3 separate regions of the Homo sapiens genome follow, and regions 2 and 3 are each linked to region 1. A link is a loop called in an ENCODE intact Hi-C map of the cell type or tissue named here. Cell type or tissue: dorsolateral prefrontal cortex. All regions are shown on one strand. Links, peaks and the distances in the headings refer to the core of each region. The heading gives the core; the rest is flanking DNA. Region 1 overlaps TBC1D12 (TBC1 domain family member 12). Region 2 has its middle 22 kb from the start of SLC35G1. Region 3 overlaps PLCE1 (phospholipase C epsilon 1).

Region 1 (6,395 bases), core at 640-5,639:
TTTATAAAGAGAATATAATCATGTGTTATTTGTGTCACTAATAATACATAAAAAAGGTTTTTTTTTTTTTTTTTTTGAAACAGCTCAGGCTAGAGTGCAGTGGCACGACCTCGGCTCACTGCAACCTCTACCTCCCAGGTTCAAGTGATTCTTCTGCCTCAGCCTCCCAAGTAGATGAGATTACAGGTAAGCACCACTATGGCCATTAATTCTTTTGTGTTTTTAGTAGAAATGTGGTTGGCCAGGCTAGTCTGGAACTCCTGACCTCAAGTGATCCACCTGCCTCAGCCTCCCAAAGTGCTGGGATTGTAGATGTGAGCCACCGCACCCAGCAAAAACTTTGTAAATTAAATCTTTTCTTCTTTACTTAGTGTGTAATCTTACAGATGTCTTTCCATTAAAGAAATGTTTGGTTTAATAACATATTTAAAAATATGGCAACTCTGCAGGACACAGTGGTGTGCGCCTGTAGTGCCCTGTACTCAGGAGGCTAAGACGGGAAGATTGCTTGAGCCCAGGAGTTTGAGGCCAGCCTGGGCAACATAGTGAGCCCCACATTCCAAAAAAAAATTTTTTTTCAAAAAATGTTTTAAAAGAATCAACAACTTCTTTCTGAAGACCTGCTTTAAAAAGTTATTAGCCAATGAAATACTACTACTCTAATCTCCTAATAAATCTTACTGCTTTACCATTCAAAAAGCAAGTGAGGCATCATTTCTCCAAGCAGTTTTTCACACCTAAATTACCAGCTACCTCTTCATTTCCTAAAGCCTTAACAGCTTAAGAACCTATCCCAAAACATGACAGAAGTGTCCTAACATTCTTCATGGCTTTACTGATACTATATTCACTTTCGGTTTCTGATTCCAAACGTAATAACATCTATCTGAAAGCATACATGGTAAAGGAACTCAGATACAGTTTTATATTCATAATCTTCTAGAGAATTCAAAAATCAGTGCTATGAAAAAATGTTTCTAAGTTAAAACAGAGACATAAAATTGTAAATTTACCATTACTATAAAAAGAAAATCATGCCCACTTTGAAAAATGAGAATTGCAGGGAAGAGGACAGCAAAATTAGACAAATAGGGAGTAGAGGACACACATTGAAGCAGAGATAGTAGAAAGCAAGAGGTAGAAACATGTTCCATCACATGGTAAAAGTAATACTTTTTTTTTTTTTTGAGACAGTTTTAATCTTGTCACCCAGGCTGGAGTGCAAGGGCACGACCTTGGCTCACTACGACCTCTGCCTCCCAGGCTCAAGTGATTCTCCTGCCTCAGCCTTCCGAGCAGCTGGAATTATAGGCACCTGCCACCACACCTAGCTAATTTTTGTATTTTTAGTAGAGACCAGGTTTCACCATGTTGGCCAGACGGGTCTCGAACTCCTGACCTCAGGTGACACACCAGCCTCAGCCTCCCAAAGTGCTAGAATTAAAGGTGTGAGCCACCGCACCCAGCTGATACATATTTTGAAGATGGAAAAAGGTCAGAAGAAAAATGACTTGACTATACATAATGCCTCCCAGAGAACAAACATAACCACAAAAAGGGCACTAAAACATATACTAATAGCTGTGACATAGCTGGAAAGTTCGAAAACTAAAATAAGTGGCGCAGAGAAATAATCGTCAGTTAAAGGATCAGAGAAGGGGCCGCAGAGGCAGAGGCAGCAACTACATTTCAACTCTACCCCTTCTTCTCAAATGAAAAAGAGCTGTTCTTTTCCTGACCACTCATGAAGTTCTATTGCTGTTGTTGCTGTTTTTTGAGACGTATTCTCGCTCTTTTGCCAGGCTGGAGTGCAGTGGCACAACGTCGGCTCACTGCAACCTCCGCCTCCCGGGTTCAAGTGACTCTCCTGCCTCAGCCTCCCAAGTAGCTGGGACTACAGGCACGTGCTACCACGCCCAGCTAATTTTTATATTTTTAGTAGAGACGGGGTTTCACCATGTTGGTCAGGATGGTCTCAATCTCCTGACCTCGTGATCTGCCCGCCACAGCCTCCCAAAGTGCTGGGATTACAGGCTTGAGCCACCGCTCCCGGCCCACTCATCAAGTTTTTATACCACATATATAAAAAAGGGAATGTGAGGGGCCGGGCGCGGTGGCTCACGCCTGTAATCCCAGCACTTTGGGAGGCTGAGGCGGGCGGATCACGAGGTCAGGAGATTGAGACCATCCTGGCTAACACGGTGAAACCCCGTCTCTACTAAAAATACAAAAAAATTAGCCAGGCGTGGCGGCGGGCGCCTGTAGTCCCAGCTACTTGGGAGGCTGAGGCAGGAGAACGGCGTGAACTCGGGTGGCGGAGATTGCAGTGAGCCGAGATCGTGCCACTGCACTGCAGCCTGGGCGACAGAGCAAGACTCCGTCTCAAAAAAAAAAAAAAAAGAGAATGTGAGGTCTTGGCTTTCCGAAATGAAAATAGCAGATTAAAGGTATACAGCGTATCAGCAAAGATAATTATCCAACCAGTAATTTATTCAGAGACTTATGGTAAGAAAATATCATAGAACATTAGTTTATATAAAGATATAAAAATGTATGTGCATGCATATTTAAACTACCATAAAAATCAAAAATACCTGTATAAACCTTCAGTAGCAAGACCACCGTTTTGCCTCTAGAGGGCGAACTTGGTCTTCTGAAACATTCTAGACGAGAGACGTTACTTTCAGACTTTACCAAAAGAAAAAAAAAGGAGCTAAAACTTAAGATGTCACAATAGCAGAGGTTCCCAACCTTTCTTGGTCAATGCCTTTAGTGTCTCTGATTTTTTTCACAGTAACTCTTAAGCCAAAAGAAATACCTAATGATTCTGTTTAATAAGTAGCTATGTCCAAACAATTTAATAAGGATATATTTCCTAACACTTAGTAACTGCTAAAAAAAAAAAATACACATAAATTGAAAAAAGAAATATGTTTTCTTTCATTCTTTTTTTTTTTTTTTCTTGAGATGGAGTCTTGCTCTGTCACCCAGGCTGAAGTGCAGTGGCATGATCTTGGCTCACTGCAACCTCCACCTTCCAGGTTCAAGCGATTCTCCTGTCTCATCCCCCAAGTAGCTGGGACTATAAGCATGCACCACCATGCCTGGCTAATTTTTTGTATTTTTGGTAGAGACAGGGTTTCACCATGTTGGCCAAGCTGCTCTTGAACTCCTGACCTCAAGTGATTTGCCTGCTTCTGCCTTCCAAAGTTCTGGGATTACAGGCGTGAGCCACTATACTCGGCCTCATTCTTAAATAACCGCAATTAATTACCAATTTGGGCATGTGTGGCTTTGTGCATTGTATACAATTTCTCAAACCTTAAAATCAGATTAGACATAACCCTCATTTCCAGTCCCACGCTGACTTTTTTACAGTATCTGGTTTTTATCACAGCAACCTCAGAAAAAACAGATTCACAAAGATATGATGCCACAGAAAAGTATGTAGTAGCACTTAATGTTGGAACTGTGTACTGCTTCTAATTACCAGTCTCCACCATATCCAACTGATGTGGAATATCACTGTTTGCCTCAAAAAATTTAAATATCCCACAGTACCCCAGTGTGTTAAGTGCAGCACACCAGAGTGTCTGAGCACATGGCTTGGGGATCACAGCACACAGTTTTAAGTACCAATAGATAAACTATTCACTATTTTCATCACTTGTAAAGAAAATTAACTACAAGCCAGGTGTGGTGGCACATACCTGTAGTCCCAGCTTCTCAGGAAGCTGAGGCAGGAGCATCATCATTTAAGCCCAGGAGTTTGAAGACAGCCTGGGCAACATAGCAATACCAAGTCTCTTGAAAAAAGAAATTAAGTTAGTTTACAGGGAGAGGAGGAGGCACATGGTCTAACTACTGACTAGCTACATAGTTCAGGCAAATCCTTCAAAAGGGAAAGGGAGGGGCTGCTTAGAAAGACGGCAATCTCAGCAACTTCTGTTTGTCTTATGCTTCTCTCAGGGACAAACATGCAGTCCTCTAGTGCCGTGCATGTACATTCTATGGGGGTGAACATCTTGGTTCTGGTTAAACAGCTAGTGCTTTTGACAGCTGTGCCAGGAAGGGTTAGGACCAACTACAAAAGAATATGGGTTCTAAAAGCATAGTGTGTGTCCCTAACTTTGTTTTTCCTGAGGAAAAAAATAAACCTTTTATTCAAATGCAAAAAGAAGAAAAAAAGAATTAACTACAATAATGTTTTTAAAGATCTAAAATTATTTTCTCATATTACTTGGAAAACCAGTTTTTCTTCTGAGCAATAAAAGGAACACTATTAAATCTTTAAAGGAAGATATCTTTTCCAATTTGAATGATGATTATTGCCTTCATGTGATTGTTTTTATAAATGCTAGCTGTGTTAAATTTGGTAAACTACAATTGGGAAGGATAAAAATAGGAAATGTACTATATGTCTTCTTCTGAGCAATAACTTCTCTGAACTTTAAAACACTGCAGATTGATCCAGTCTCACTGCTTTCCATTCTCACTTATCTAGTACTGAAGAGCCAAAGTTCAGAAGTCAAATAAGATCAGAAAGTCTTAAGAACTCAAGAATACAGATGTTAACAGAGATATCAGAAGAAATAGCTTCTAAATTACTAGAAACAGATTGTGTACCAACTCTTCTCATTTACAAAGTCCTTGGTTTAGAGAGGACACCAGAAAAGTGACAAAGGAAGGAGTTCAACCTCATAATCTACTCAGTTTTTGCTTTTTAATATTTCATCAGTTCACAACTACCAATATTCAGAACATCTGTGCCACTGACAAATGCTACCAACTTCAACTGGAAGTCAAACAGTATGTGGTGAGAGTGATTAGCTAAGTTTTTAAAAAATCTATTCAAGGAATAACTGGTTAAAAAAAAAAGTCTACGTTCTATTTGAAGAATTTTCACAATTATAAAAGATAACAGAAAATATATGACCTGTTTTTCTAGAAAATTTAGCAGGTCCCTATAAATACTTATAATCCCAAAAGTCTGTATCTAGAAAAATAAGAATAAAAATAGAATATGGTTAGTTTAAAAAAAAAAAAAAAAAGAAGAAGAAGAAGAAGAATGCTTGAAAAGCTAGGGTAAACTACATGGCTATGTCAGTACTTACCTGCTGAATGATTTTGGATGTTTTCTGAAGATTCTCTCTAGGAGGGACTTTACCAAATAATTTCCAACCAGGAGCACTATGGACAACTGATTTGAGTTCCTTTGTCCTTTTTGGAAAAAGGTTTCTGAAACACAGAAAAGTTACATGAATTGTGTTTTTTGTAACCAGAGAGCTATTTAACAGTAATTTTATAATAAGTTTGTTCCCAAGGCAAAAACAAAAATACTTTTAAATAAAACTATTTCTACTACTTATACCACTATTACTTAGAATAATAAGGCTCAATTAAGAATATGTAGCTTAATACCTAATGCATGCAGGGATTAAAACCTAGATAACAGGTTGATAGGGGCAGCAAACCACCATGGCACACGTATACCTGTGTAACAAACCTGCACATTCTGCACCTGTGTCCCAGAACTTAAAGTAAAATACAGACTATCTGGCTTATATAGAGGTATTAGAAGAATCATCAACAGAAATAATAAAAAGATAAACAAATTGGAAGGAAAATGATAGCCATAAATAAGATGCAAACATTTGTCTAAATCAGCTACAAAGTATACTAGAATTGACTGTACATGTACTTAACAATAAGAGCCAAAATTCTGAAAACAAAAACATTTAAAAGAATCTATATAACAGTTAAAGGATTAAGTAATACAATATTTGGATAAATATTATTTACAGTAATAATTTGTTATTTATAATAAAATTATATCTACTAATCCCCTATTGCTATAATATATATACATAACCTGTCTTTCCTAGGCCAGCTATGTACAAGAAAGCTTACTACAAAAGAGTCAATATATAACCAAGGAAGAAAGTATCTCTCACTGAAAAATCTAGAAAAAAAAAAACAAAACCCAGGACAGGTGCGATGGCTCACACCTGTAATCCCAGCACTTTGGGAGGTTGAGGCGGGCGGATCACGAGGTCAGCAGCTCAAGACTAGCCCGACCAACATGGTGAAACCCTGTCTCTACTAAAAATACAAAAATTAGCCAAGCGTGGTGGTGGGCACCTGTAATTCCAGCTACTCGGGAAGCTGAGGCAGGAGAATCGCTTGAACCCTAGAGGCGGAGGTTGCAGTGAGCCGAGACCGCCTCATTGCACTCCGCGTCATTGTGCACCCTGCACAAGTATTAAGGATTTTACCTATTATCTCCATGCCCTAACCAACCAAATTAAGTACCTATTTTTTTATGTAAGCAGGGATGATACTCAACATATGTACCCATCAAAACAACATGACCAGGGCCCAATGAACCAATTAGG
Region 2 (6,395 bases), core at 701-5,700, 530 kb after region 1:
AAGTGAGAACGTGTGGTATTTGGTTTTCTCTTCCTGTGTTAGTTTGCTAAGGATAACGAGCTCAAGCTCCATTCATGTTCCTGCAAAGGACATGATCTTGTTTTTTTATAGCTGTATAGTATTCCATGGTGTATATGTAGCACATTTTCCTGACACAGTCCACTATTGATGGGCATTTAGGCTGATTCCATGTCTTTGCTGTGAATAGTGCTGCAATGAACATATGTGTGCATGTCTTTATGATAGAACGATTTCTATTCCTTTGGATTTCCCTTTACTTCTGTCTTTATAAAGATACTTGTGAAAAGATGCATAATATTCTAATCTATGAAGGTAGCTTTTTTAAACCTAATATACTCAAATGGAATAGTTATTTGTATTTTTATTATTATAAATTATAAAAGGGAATGTCTTTATGTAAATATTTGTTTCTGTGTTTCAGGGGTTTTTTCCCTTAGGAAAAATCTTCTAGAAATAGTTACTGGGCCACAGGGTATGATATGTATTGCAAATTTTTCAAAAAATTTTTACCAACTTAACATTCCCAACCACAATGCTGTCTGGCAATTTGAACCCTCTTGCCAATATCAAGTGTTATTTTTATAAAAACAAACCCCAAACTCTGACTTAAAGTGAAAAGAACTCACTGCTCCATTAATTTATCTTTATTTACAGTAAAGTTGATTTTTTCATATATTTATTAGCCATTTATTTTTCCTGTTTGGGGGCGTTTTCCCCCTTGTGTAGGGCTTTACTAATGAATTTGTACAGTTTTTGACAGCCACTCTGAAAAAATATTATACTAGTTGTGGACTTTGTTACTAAGCCCTTGATTTAGAGATATTTATGCTATAATTTCTCCAGAGCAACATTTTTTACCTGTTCTGTGGCAAAGTGTATGGGGAAAGATTTGAGTCTGGAGAAATTCCATTAGTAATTAACACTCAACCAAATTTACCTCCCTCGCTACAGGCAAGACGGAATGTCTTTAAGAGAGGATTTCTAAACATAAAATGTAATGTGATAATTAAACAAAATATTTAAAGTGGAATGGAGGCAGAAATGAAAACAACCAGAAAACACTTACATATTTATGAAAAAACACAAAGTGGGCAGATGACATTGTTCAAAATGCTAGGGTTAGGGCAATGTAACCCATGTGCCTCGAAGATACTAACAAATTCAGACATCCCTAATGTTAGGTTTGTCTTAGGATTTCAACTTGTGGTTTTAAAAATGTTTCTCATTTGGTTGTTTTCTTATTTCAGAAATAAAGTTGACACTAAGAAAAATCCAATTGGATAGATAATCAACACTGCAAGTCAAGCAAGTGTTTTAGCCTCCTTCTCAGTGCAGTGTTATCATTTATCTGTTTTCATGATTAAAAAAATTAAGTGCTGACAGTTTTTCAAGAGACAAGATTAAATTCTGTACTGAAATTCTTCAAGCTTGAGCTCTAGCCAGAGGTGAACTTTATTTTGGAAAATCTGAGAAAATAAGCTCCATTAATTCTGAGGTGTGGAAAGAAAGATCTTGAAATACCCCTCACTTCTCCAGACACATTATTTAACCTAGCACATTCCTTACAGCAGCTGTTCCAAATCTTTTCCACTTTCCCCAAACCCTCCTAAGCCGTATGGAGAAGGCAGATGCTGGGTGACCTTCCTTGTCCAAGCTCCTCCCATCTCCAAATGCCCCCATGTCTACTCCCACTGAATCATAAATTCTTTTAGGACAGCCCACTGTCTTTCCTTTACACTCCCCTTCTCCTAGTCCAAAACGGAGTGCCCTGTTCATAAGAATGGTTCACTAAGAGTTTAAAAAGGAATGATTGGGGCAAAATCAACTTAAACAACATGGATCCTAGATTTTGCTGGTAGTCAGACCCTGACTAGAGTCAGTTTCCTTGGAATAATGAACTAAGGCAGGAACACAGCAGAGTGCCCCATACAGGCCTAAGTTAGAACCTGGTCCTACCACTCATTAACTGGGTGATCCGGGACAAATTAACCTCTCAACCCCACTCCCCCTCATTCTTCAGATACTTCATCTCAAAAAATGAGGAACATAGAAATTCCTGGCTCTTAGAGCTCTTAGGAGGATTAAATCAGAGAATGGAGTTGGTGCAGAATGTACCAGTTAATAAGCGCTCAAAATAGCTGTAATACATGTTGTCATATATCTTCAATATATCAAACCTCTGAATAATTTGCCAGGTTTGCAAACTGTTTTCCTAATCTCTTTCTGCCTTATGCAGGCAAACCTCAGTTTAAAAAAAGGAAAGAGGGTGTTGAAGGAGAGCTGATGGGAATTGTTTCTCAGCTCCTTCACCCTGATTTTAGAACTTTGATCTACCTCTGAAGCCAGGAAAACCTGCACCTCCCCCACTCCAGGATGGAGGACAGAACACATGACCTCTGCTTTACTTCGCCATCGGCTCTATGTACCGCGACTCCCTCTCCGATTCTAGTAGTCCCTAGCTCAGTGCCTGGCGTAGGGTGGCGCGCAACAGTCTGCACAGTTGAGTTGCTTAAATCCCCACGTCCCTTCTCACGAATGGACTCTGGGCAGAGTTGCTTACTTCTGTACCTGCCTGCTTGCATCTTAGAGATCATTTTTGTTCTGCAGACTCTAAAGCTCTTCCTCTGATTCCTATCAGAGCATAACTCAATCACAAAGATTTCAGGGCGGACTATTCCATATGCATTGATTATTTGTCGGTTCACTTAGTAAACATTTATTCAATGCCTACTGTGCTTTTTAAAAAAAGAAGAGCACATGTTTAGCTATAGAAGAACTTGTTTGCTTTTTTCCCCCTCAGATCCTTTAAACTCCGGTGAGGTTACCTTTCTCTTTTTGAGGCTTTAAAATAATGTCTGACTATAGTGACATCTACTGGTAAAACTGAGCTCTAAGCCAAGGGAATCATAAGCACCTAGCCTGTTATTTTGACAGTTCTTTTTTCCCTAAGTGTGGTCCAGGCGGATGTCCAAATCAACATTCTTTGATAATAAGAACTACTAAACCACTTCATTAAAGTCACTTTCCTGCTAATGATTTCTGAATCTTAAAAGCTGTTCTGTTTAAAATACTACCGCTATCCTTGCTGAAAAATCACAGACCAAGATGCCAGGCAGCCTTTTGAAAGGACCATACTTAAGAAAGTGCACAGAACCTTAGAAAGATATTGCATTAAAGTAACTCATATTGAATTGAATGGCTGCAAGCCCTGGCTAACACAGCATTGCTATGAACTGATGGATTCCAGGACATTTCAGTTCACGAATGAATTATTATTTAAAAGTTAATTTGTATGCCATGTGGCAGATACGATAACAAAGAGATGAGGTCACCGGATTCTTCTATTAAAGAAGTCATTGGTCAGGTTTAGGATTTTATTTTACACATAATGAAGTATTCAGTTGTTAAATTCTCAAGGTATCCATCAACAGGACATTTAACACAACATAAATACTGTGCATTTGCTGAAAAGAAAAGCAGGAAGGAATAAGAAATAATGCTTTTATAATATTAGTAAATTATATTTTCTAAAATGGAAAAATAAAGCTTTTTTAAGAATAGATTTTTAATTACCTTGAATTCTGGGAGAGAAACAACTATATAATTCTCCAGTAATTTGTTGCTAGCTTGCAAAATGTTAACTACGTCTGCTGGTGCCAATGAGTTTTATCAATCAAGATGCGTTTGGCTAGATGTCCTCATGGCAGCAAGAGGCTGAAGCAGCTCTAGCACCACCTCCTTACACAAACAGAAAACACTCTTCAGAAGCCTCATTGTGAGAACAAGCAACTCTTTCCCAGAGGTGTTGCCTGCAGACTGCCTCTCACGTATCATTGGTCAGAACTGGTTACTTTGCCCCTTTCTAAGCCAATCACTGGCAAGAGGATTGGAATGTTTGGTTTAGAGACTAATTGAAATTCACCCCTACCTTAGCCCCTCCTCTGGGTTTGGGTTGGGTGCACTTTCATCAGCGCGTGGCACGAGAACTTAAAACTGGGGAGATTCAAGCAAGGAAAAAGGGAGGAGGTTGAATTTGGGTAAGGAAACAATGGTGTCTACTACAATCAAGAGGTGAATGTGTGGGGAGGATAATGAGGCAGATGTGGGTCTCTAGAAATCTGCGTCGGATGGGAAGAACGAGGGTGCCAACCCAAGAGAAATGCTGGAGCGAGAGAAATGTTTGTTTGATTTTGTTTGGTGTGAATATAGAAGAGATCTGAACATATCTATAAGCAGAAGAGGGGTCAGTAGAAATGAAGAGTTTGAGAACTCAGAAAAACAAGTTCCCGGAGCAGATGAGAAAGAATGGAATCTCCAGTCAGGTACCAGACTTTGGGATTTGGAAGACCAAATTTCAAAAAAATGGCTGAGTCCATCAGAAAATTGCCAACTTTTAATTTCTTTGATCAGGGGCTTTAAAAAAAAAGTTAACAATTCTTAATTAAAGTTACTTTCGATTACAATTAATTGAAGGTAATCACAATTAATTTCCATTTATTTATCAGTTTCTGGATTTTAAACATTTTTCTTGTTAACTTTCTCCAGTTTTTTTTTTTTGGCTATCAATTACGTTATTGTGAAAATCTGAATAAGGTTGGCATAATAGATGATAGCACTGTATTGATGTTAATGTTCTGATTTTGCACATTTTACTATGCTTATTGAGAGAATGTCCTTTTAAAGGAAATATACACTGCAGGACTGTAGAAGTGCGATGGTCAATTTTATGTGTCAATGTGGCTAGGCTAACGGCACCCAGTGGTTTGGTCAAACACCAAAATAGATGTTGCTGGAAAGGTATTTTTTAGATGTGATTAACATTTAACTCAGTAGACTTTGAGTAAAGCAGATGGCCCTCCGTAATGTGAGTGGGCTTCATCCAATCAATTGAAGACTTTAAGAACAAAGACTGAGGTTTCCGAAAGAAGGAATTCTCCTCAAAGTTGCAACATAGAAACCCTGCTTGAATTTCCAGCCTGCTGCTCTATGGAATTCAGACTCAAGATTGCAATATTGACTTTTACCTTAATTTTCCAGCCTGCTAGGCTGCCCTATGGATTTCCGACCTGCCAACACACACAATCCCATAAGCCAATTTCATAAAATATATGTCTACTTTCCTTCTTCTCCTCCTCCCTGTACGTTCTTCTTTCTCTTTCATCCATTCATATATATATATTTTATATATATATATTTTATATATATTTTATATATATACATGTTATATATATATTTTATATATATACTTTATATATATATTTTATATATATACTTTATATATATATTTTATATATATACTTTATATATATATTTTATATATATATATATATATATATATATATATATATATATATATATGGAGAACTGTGACCCCCGACTATACAGGGGTAAATGGCTTCATGTTTTCAACTTACTCTCAAATATTAACTCTAGGGGAATCTGGGTAATGGGAATTCTTTGTACAATTCTTGCAGTGTTTCTGTAATTCTGTAATTCTGAAATTATGTCAAATTAATTATGTCAAATTAAAATTATGTCAAATTATGTCAAAATAAAAAGTTAACAGCAACATTTATTTGAAAGCCAGTTTGGAACATAGCTTTTCTCTTATATATAAGCATATAAACTTGGCTACATTCCTGAGGTAGCTGACAAAGTCCAATTTAACACATAATGTAGCTGAAATACTGTGCCCTCCCACAGGGATTAAATAGGAAGAAAGCAAGACCGTTTTAACGGTGATTCAACCAGAAGGGAAAACACTGAGATTGAGTAACAAATTTTAATTCATCTTTACTTGGGTGGAAAAACGATTGCACAGTTTAATATTCAACTGCCAATGTGGAAAATGGGGGAAAAAAACAACAGCTGGTGGGTTGAGGAAAGAATGGTTGATAAAGAAGAAACAAGTGCTTGGGTGTACCTAGAGAGGAAGGGAGGAGAGTTTTAAGGGAGGTTTTGTTTGATTTGGTTTGATCTGAAGAAATTTGAGCATATTTATACACAGAGGATGGAGCTAGGGTTGAGTGAATAGTTGAAATAATATCAGAGAGAAACAAATGGGATCTTAAGCAAGCAGTGTTTTTTAAAATTTTATATACCATCAATTTGTTTTAATAGTAAAACTGGAGGACCAATATAAAGTTGTTGACTTTTATATTTGCCAAGTGAAGACTTTAAACACACACACACACAGCCACCCAAACAATGACTATCCACTATTACCATAATTTCATAAAGGGTAAACACTAATACATAAAGGCAAAATGTAAACACTTACTAGATTTAGCATGGTGTTCTTATTTCACTGAGGACTGTTTTATGGACTCTGGCTTTTTAAGTTAGTCTTGGCTGAGCATCTATAAGCACCTGTG
Region 3 (6,395 bases), core at 437-5,436, 160 kb after region 1:
CCCCGTTCAAATGGCATTTACCTTCCTGACCGTTAGGAGCAGGGGAGGCAGTAAGGACATCTGCTACAGAAAAACAGAATCAGAAAGGGGTAAAGGAAGGAGAAAATTAAGACAAACACCAGATAAATTAAACAAAGGCATGAAGCAAAGCACAAATAACAGCAGCTTAGATTATAAATAAATGAAACAGGAAATGCTCTATAGATTTAATATTTTGACTGTGGAACAATGCAAGGACTAGCAGTAAACGAAATGTAAACATTATTAATGTGAATCATGCCAAGGGCTGACACATTCATGTTACATATTTTCAGTTACTGACTGCTGTAATACTCCCAATATGACTTCATTTCAAATGTACAGAAACAGATTAATTTCTTGGAATTGTGCTGTCATTGTCATAGAATATGTCTGCGTTAAGTTGTAAATTCAAATTTGTCTGCAGTGTATGTTCAAAACTAGACACAAGGTAAACAACAAGGTTGGGAGAAAAATATTAAGAATTTATTACCCAAAAGGCAGAGTTACAATTTCTCAGATAAATAACTCTCATTTGCAACTTCCTTAGCGTTTTCTTGCAATAATTCTGTGGCTAGGCATTATCTCATTTTTATAGCCCAAATGGTGTTAGATTAATTCCTTTATTTAATGGGCATGAAAACCAAGGATGAGAGATCACAGAGATAAACCGGGCACCCTGACTTTAGAGATGGGTTCCTAATCTAGGATGCCTATGAGGGTCTCAGGAAACTTGTGAAACTCTTGCAGTTGTGCAGAATTTTGAGAGCACGTTTTATTTTTCAGAGGTGATAGCTTTCATCTGATTCTCAAAAAGACCCATTATTACGAGAAGCTAGGAAACCTTTTAGGCCCCCTAAGAGGCTGGTAACGGTGCTTCCCACAGCAGGTAGATTTCTGTTCTCTATCCCTGCTGGAGAAAGTGGAGATGGTCACAACAATAATCAAAGGCATGTGGTTAGTAAGGCATCTAATAGTCACATACGGAAGCCTTAACTGGACAAGCTTCAACAAGTCACAGCATAACTACAAGGCCTGTTTGAGAATCATCCAGTCAGAGCGATCTTTCAATGAAGGGGGAAATACTCATGTAGTGGTAGTGGGCTTAAGTGGTCATACATTACAGATCTTAGTGCTGGAAGTAGAGGAAGAACATCACCAAACACTTCGCAGAACTTTTGATTACATATCTGAGGCATCTAAGGCCTAAGGTGGTGAAGACATTGCCCCAGGTATCACAGTCTACTGGAACAGAGCCTGGTGTGGTCCCCTTTTCCAATGATACTCCACCTCTGCATATGTGGATTGTTAAAAATACATGCAACTATCTTAGAAATTCAGTGGTATAGGACTAAATTTCCCAAATGAAAATAAATCAGAAAATCCTTCTCCCACCTGTTCATTTTGTTACTTGCAAATCAAAACCATCTATAATAATTTTTTGTTATTTCTTTATGTGAAATCTACAGTATAATAATAATTTCTAAAAAGGCTTTTCCTTTCTTATTCTCAGAAGTACAGAAAAAGCACAGGAGTAATTTATGAAAGAGCAAATTTGTTTTCTAGTGGACTAACTACTTATAGGGGCATATGACATCTAGATTAGTTGATTTCTTAGGTGTGATTTTTATTTCATATCTGAATCAATTAGTTCTATGGGGCATTACTGCAACTGTAATGGGGAAGAAAACCATGGGGAAGAATAAGTTAATATAAAAAATTCACATTCCCATGACTTTGCAGAGAAATTGTCTTGACTCCTTTTAATTTTTTCCCCTCTTACTATCTGATGAGATATGTCTCTCATATTAGCTCATGGGGTTTCAGGTGTAGCAAACTGGCTTTTAATTGGTGGTATGGAGCAATCAACTATTACTAAGGACAAATACTAAATGATGTAGTTTGGTATTATATTTGGGGGCAGACAGTTTGGTATTATATTTGCAGTATAACCAGTGATGGAGGCTCACAAAACTGAACTATGACTGGAGACAACTCAAATTTCTGCTGAGGAGCAGATATTTGGAGGAGGGGGCTCAGTTGTCTTAATGCATGAGACAACTTAATGGTAAATGGTTTCTGGTCTGGGCATATCTGCATATTTAGCAAAACAATTATTCTACATAGAAAGAATATATTCTACTATATAATGTTTATAGAAATAGGAACCTTGGCATTTTCTTATTATTATATTGTTGCCTTTCAGACATCACCAAAATGAAACAGTCTACTATCAGCAAAGGTACCTGAGTAAACATTCTGCAATCTCTAACAAATGTTTAATGCAAATGAAACACACTGAAAACCTAATTCTCATGTGAGAAGAATCCTTCGCTAGTAATCTGTAGTTAACATCATTCGTGTGACTTTTTGTGTTGCGTCATTAGCATTGCCTATGTTTTTTCTCTTTGGTGGGGCCAGAAGGAAAGATCTTGTTGGCTTAGTGGTATGAAAACCAGGGAGGGAGGGGAAATGAGGCTCCTCTCCTTTCTTTTCACTACTAGAATGCCAGAGCAAGAGTGTGAAACAGAGAGCACAGAGCCGTGATGCTGCCCCCTGCCGGTGGTGCAGGAGAAAGGACGCAACCTCAGTCTACGACTCCTGCCAAGATTATCAGCCACGCTAGAAACTAAAGGGTGAAAACAGGGTTTCTCTGCTGCAATTCCATCTCTTCCTCTAGAAACTTGTCGTAGGAATGACTCCCTGTAACTTCCCACACCTGCCTCTTCTTTCTGTAAGTGTTGGCTAACAGAATCCCCTCCTTCCTCGGTCCTTGCTAAGTGACTGAATTCAGAAACTCCTGGACAATATTACAACCATCCGTATTACTGGTCTTTGGCGCTCTAGACTTATTTTAGAAAGAAAAATGTGGCAAATCATCCAAGAATTTTCCTGTGCACAGCATAGGGATCTGTTTCTCTTACCATCAGAAAGGGATTCATAGTCATAATCATATTCGTCCTCCTCATCTTCCTCTTCCTCATTATTGGCAGGTCGGGGGTTGGCATTCCCACCATTATAAGCCTGCACTTGCATAGATGCTAACTGATGAGCCTGTAAAATAGCAATAATTGTAAACTGCAGATGCCAAGTTAATGAATTCATTTATAACCTTTAAAACTACCCCTGATGTTTAACACAATCGTTAAAAGTGGCTTAACCTATTTTGATACATTTGGGAGAGGAGAAAAAAATCTAGATTCCCTCGAAATGCAATGTCAACACTTGGGTGAACGTTAGCATTCCTACAGGAAGAATCCTGGAGCTTTTATAAACAATCTCCAGAAGACTGTGTGCAGTGCCCAGCTAGCCAGGTTCCCAGGACAACCCCTCCAAGAGAAAGCTTTGGTGATTTGGAGAACCAGCATCAATCCCAAGTGACTGAAGAAGTGAATCACCCATCAATTTTTCAGAAGTATGTCTCTGTTAAGAAACCATTTTTTCCCCTTCTTAAAATAATATCTACAGGCTCCTGACCTTGAGAACAATATTAGAATCCCTATGGACAAAGAGGCCAAAAGAATTGTTGTTGGTTTAAATAAAATTGTTTTCAAACGGCTTTCTGAACCATAAATCAGATTAACAAAACAGGCCTAGAAACTTTAGGAAACTTGATGTGTGCAGCCAGGGAGGTCACATACTCCGTGTTTACTGGAATTACTGTGAAGTGATAAGCATCAGTACAGGTCTGGGAACCTACCTAGCTTAAGAAAATCATCTGAAATATAGGAAACGTTACTTGCATGAACTAAATGCAGGAAACAATCTAAACGGGGTAGAGGAACGGGGTCAGTAAGCAATGGTTGTCTGCTGGAGAGAATGAGATATGAAAAAATAATTGATATATATTTATTGAACAAAGGAAGTGAACAAATTCTTTTATTCAATATTTATGCATTGAATATACTATATAGATTATATATACACACATATATAATTCTGCATGTGTATGTGTGCATACATGTGTGCTAATATATACTATATATAATGTATGTGTGTGCATACAGATAATAGCTATACATGTAAATATATACACTATATAAATATACATATAATTCTGTATTTGTTTTATATATTTAAAGTGCAATTATATAAAATGACAGTCACGAAGTCCTAGATATTAAATGTTAATATGGCAGGGGTTCTTCACTTGTTTTTGCATCACAGACTTCTCTGGTTGTCTGGTGAGACAGGATCCCTTCTCAGAATGATGTTTTAAATGCATAAAATGAAATGGTTACAAAGGAAATACTGTTGAATACAGTGATCACATGTTATAGGAACAAATTTGTGCTATTAGAATATATGTGTTTATTAACACAGTAGAAAACATAGTAGTAAGTTAATTAACATTTTTGAAAATATAAATTGAGCATAAATAATTCTTGGAGATATTAGCGACAACTGTGAAGTATAATGAAAAAGTTGCCATTTCTATTGATGACAATAGGTATTGCCTATATTACTGTAGTTTATTCCCTACATTTATGATCAGAGGAAATGCTAAATTTCAGCTAGAGGTTAGTGAAAATAAAGATGTAATTTTTTTCCATTTATATTCGTAGACTCCCTAAATTCTATTTGTGGATATTACCAAGGTTAAGAACTCGTGTAATACAGTTGTGTTTGACCCTGGAATTATGTATGTTTTAAAATAATTCTCTATTCCCTAAATTTTTGAAATGTGGTTATATTACCTTTATAATGAATATGTATACATAAGGAAGATACAATTTAGGCTGTGTCCATATCCAGATGAAATGTATTACAAAGCAGTCCATTCCAGATAACTGGACATGGTCTAGGCTGCGATTTCTCAAAGTGGGTTTTATGGAGCTCGGTGGGTGTTAATAGGTGTTATGGAAAAACTGACAATTACAGGAACCACAAGATACACTGAATGCCTGGAAGCAGCAGCTTAACCAAACCTGAACACATTCCTACTACAGGGTTTCACACAGCCTTCATTTAATACGCTAAAGGGCATCACGAGTCTTCAAAGATCTCCAGTGCAGCATTTCCCATGCTTACTTAACCAGGAAATTTTTTTCCCCTGTCTTTCTCTTCTCAGAGTCTCTCATAGGATTAGTGTTCTTCAAAACTTTGGGAAATCTGTTGTAGGCACAAGTGAGCCACAAAAGCAGGTCTGTTTATCGCTGATAAGAGAAGGGCCTTGACTCAGCGAGCACTCAAGGTAATGCCAAGTGCTGGGAATGATGACGCCAAGGGCTGGACAGACCCCACTGGCAGGGAAGCATGAGAACTGTATGGGAGAAGGACACTGCTCAAAGAACCACGAATAGCAGTGTCTGAAAGTGGAGTGCCAAGGCCCCCAAGATGCTCAAGGAGAAGCATGGGAGAGGTAGCCCAACAAACGGCCAACAGCTGGGACCCTTCTATGCAATATCCTACTTATTCTAGGGTAGAAAAATGGGACCTCAGCCCCTGAATAAAAGTAACTCGGATATAGGTTGTGGTTGGAGGTATGGGTCAGATGAGGAGACTGGCCCTCATAGGGCTAAGCAGGAGCAATGTCTTACACTTCTCTGTTTCCCCAGTACCTAGCCGCAGTGTCTGTCATTTAAGGTGAACTGAGTTTTTTGGGTTCAAATTCAGGAGAGGAATGTCAGAATCCTGGAGGATCCTGGTGGGGTATAGTTAGGAGACCTCAGGATGCATCTCAGTACAAGCCAGAGGCAGGTGGAGGGCTTCAGAAATCCTGCTCTGAGTCAATCCATCCTTGCTGAGGGTGAGTTCTTTGTATGGGAAATGACTCCGGCCTTCTATGTTAGCGGGTAGGTCTGAGCCCACTGGAGCTCTGGATCACCTGGTTTATTTGAGGTCAGATCATCACTAGGTCTAGACCCATGATCTACCAGAAAACAGAAAGGCCTTACGGATGTGACTGTGGAATCATTGCTGGTACCCCTTGGGAAGTCATCATGAAAGGTTGCAAGCAGTCTTAGAAAACTGGCAATAGGGATTATATTGTCCCATTTTTCCAAAATAAGGAACAAGTAAGTTGTGGAAATTATACTGTGGGCAGTGTCAAGGTGATAGCTGACAAAATTTCATGATGGGGTATTAATCACTTGGTTTGTGAGAACTTAGAAAATAAAGAGGTGATTTGCAAGAGTTAGAGTGGATCTACTAAGAACAAGTTTACCACACAGTGACCTCCTTAGCTGTTTTGGATAAGATAATTCACTTTATGGGAAAAACAGCAGATAAATAGTGTTTCTCAAACTTCCAGGATAATAAGAATTATTATTGTTATTATTTTTTACGCAGACACCATGGTGACTTAAGGAATTATTTTTATATAAACAGATGACCAGGCCTTTCTTCTGGAAATTCTGACTTAGTCAGTCAGATTT

The links. Hi-C counts contacts between places; a loop is a spot of excess contacts. Peaks named below come from ENCODE experiments on the same cell type or tissue, not always from the same donor. Only the 100,000 strongest peaks of a DNase experiment are listed, where the experiment ranks them.
Region 2: a loop joins it to region 1, with 4 times the contacts of the local background. A loop is called at or near these places in 37 of 110 quality-filtered maps.
Region 3: it touches region 1 in a loop (3-fold over the local background); 45 of 110 quality-filtered maps call a loop at or near these places.

The regions. Positions count from the first base shown.
Region 1 is chr10:94,440,739-94,447,133 of GRCh38, reverse strand. It overlaps TBC1D12 (TBC1 domain family member 12), which reads right to left. Exons shown (of 13, transcript NM_015188.2): 2 at 5,115-5,238. Among named protein-coding and RNA genes, the nearest start is that of TBC1D12, 41 kb to the right of the region's middle. In dorsolateral prefrontal cortex, for the core only: CTCF peaks have their summits at 2,450 and 2,649 (motif pointing right); a DNase peak (open chromatin) is centred at 2,653; H3K27ac peaks cover 1,136 bases.
Region 2 is chr10:93,913,256-93,919,650 of GRCh38, reverse strand. No RefSeq gene overlaps it. Among named protein-coding and RNA genes, the nearest start is that of SLC35G1, 22 kb to the right of the region's middle. In dorsolateral prefrontal cortex, for the core only: a CTCF peak has its summit at 2,901 (motif pointing left); no DNase peak of the experiment used is centred there; H3K4me3 peaks cover 515 bases.
Region 3 is chr10:94,276,459-94,282,853 of GRCh38, reverse strand. PLCE1 (phospholipase C epsilon 1) reads right to left here. Exons shown (of 33, transcript NM_016341.4): 20 at 2,943-3,072. PLCE1-AS1 (PLCE1 antisense RNA 1) reads left to right here. Exons shown (of 4, transcript NR_033969.1): 3 at 2,225-2,260; 4 at 2,523-3,564. Among named protein-coding and RNA genes, the nearest start is that of PLCE1-AS1, 7.4 kb to the left of the region's middle. In dorsolateral prefrontal cortex, for the core only: CTCF peaks have their summits at 2,363 and 2,562 (motif pointing left); a DNase peak (open chromatin) is centred at 2,570.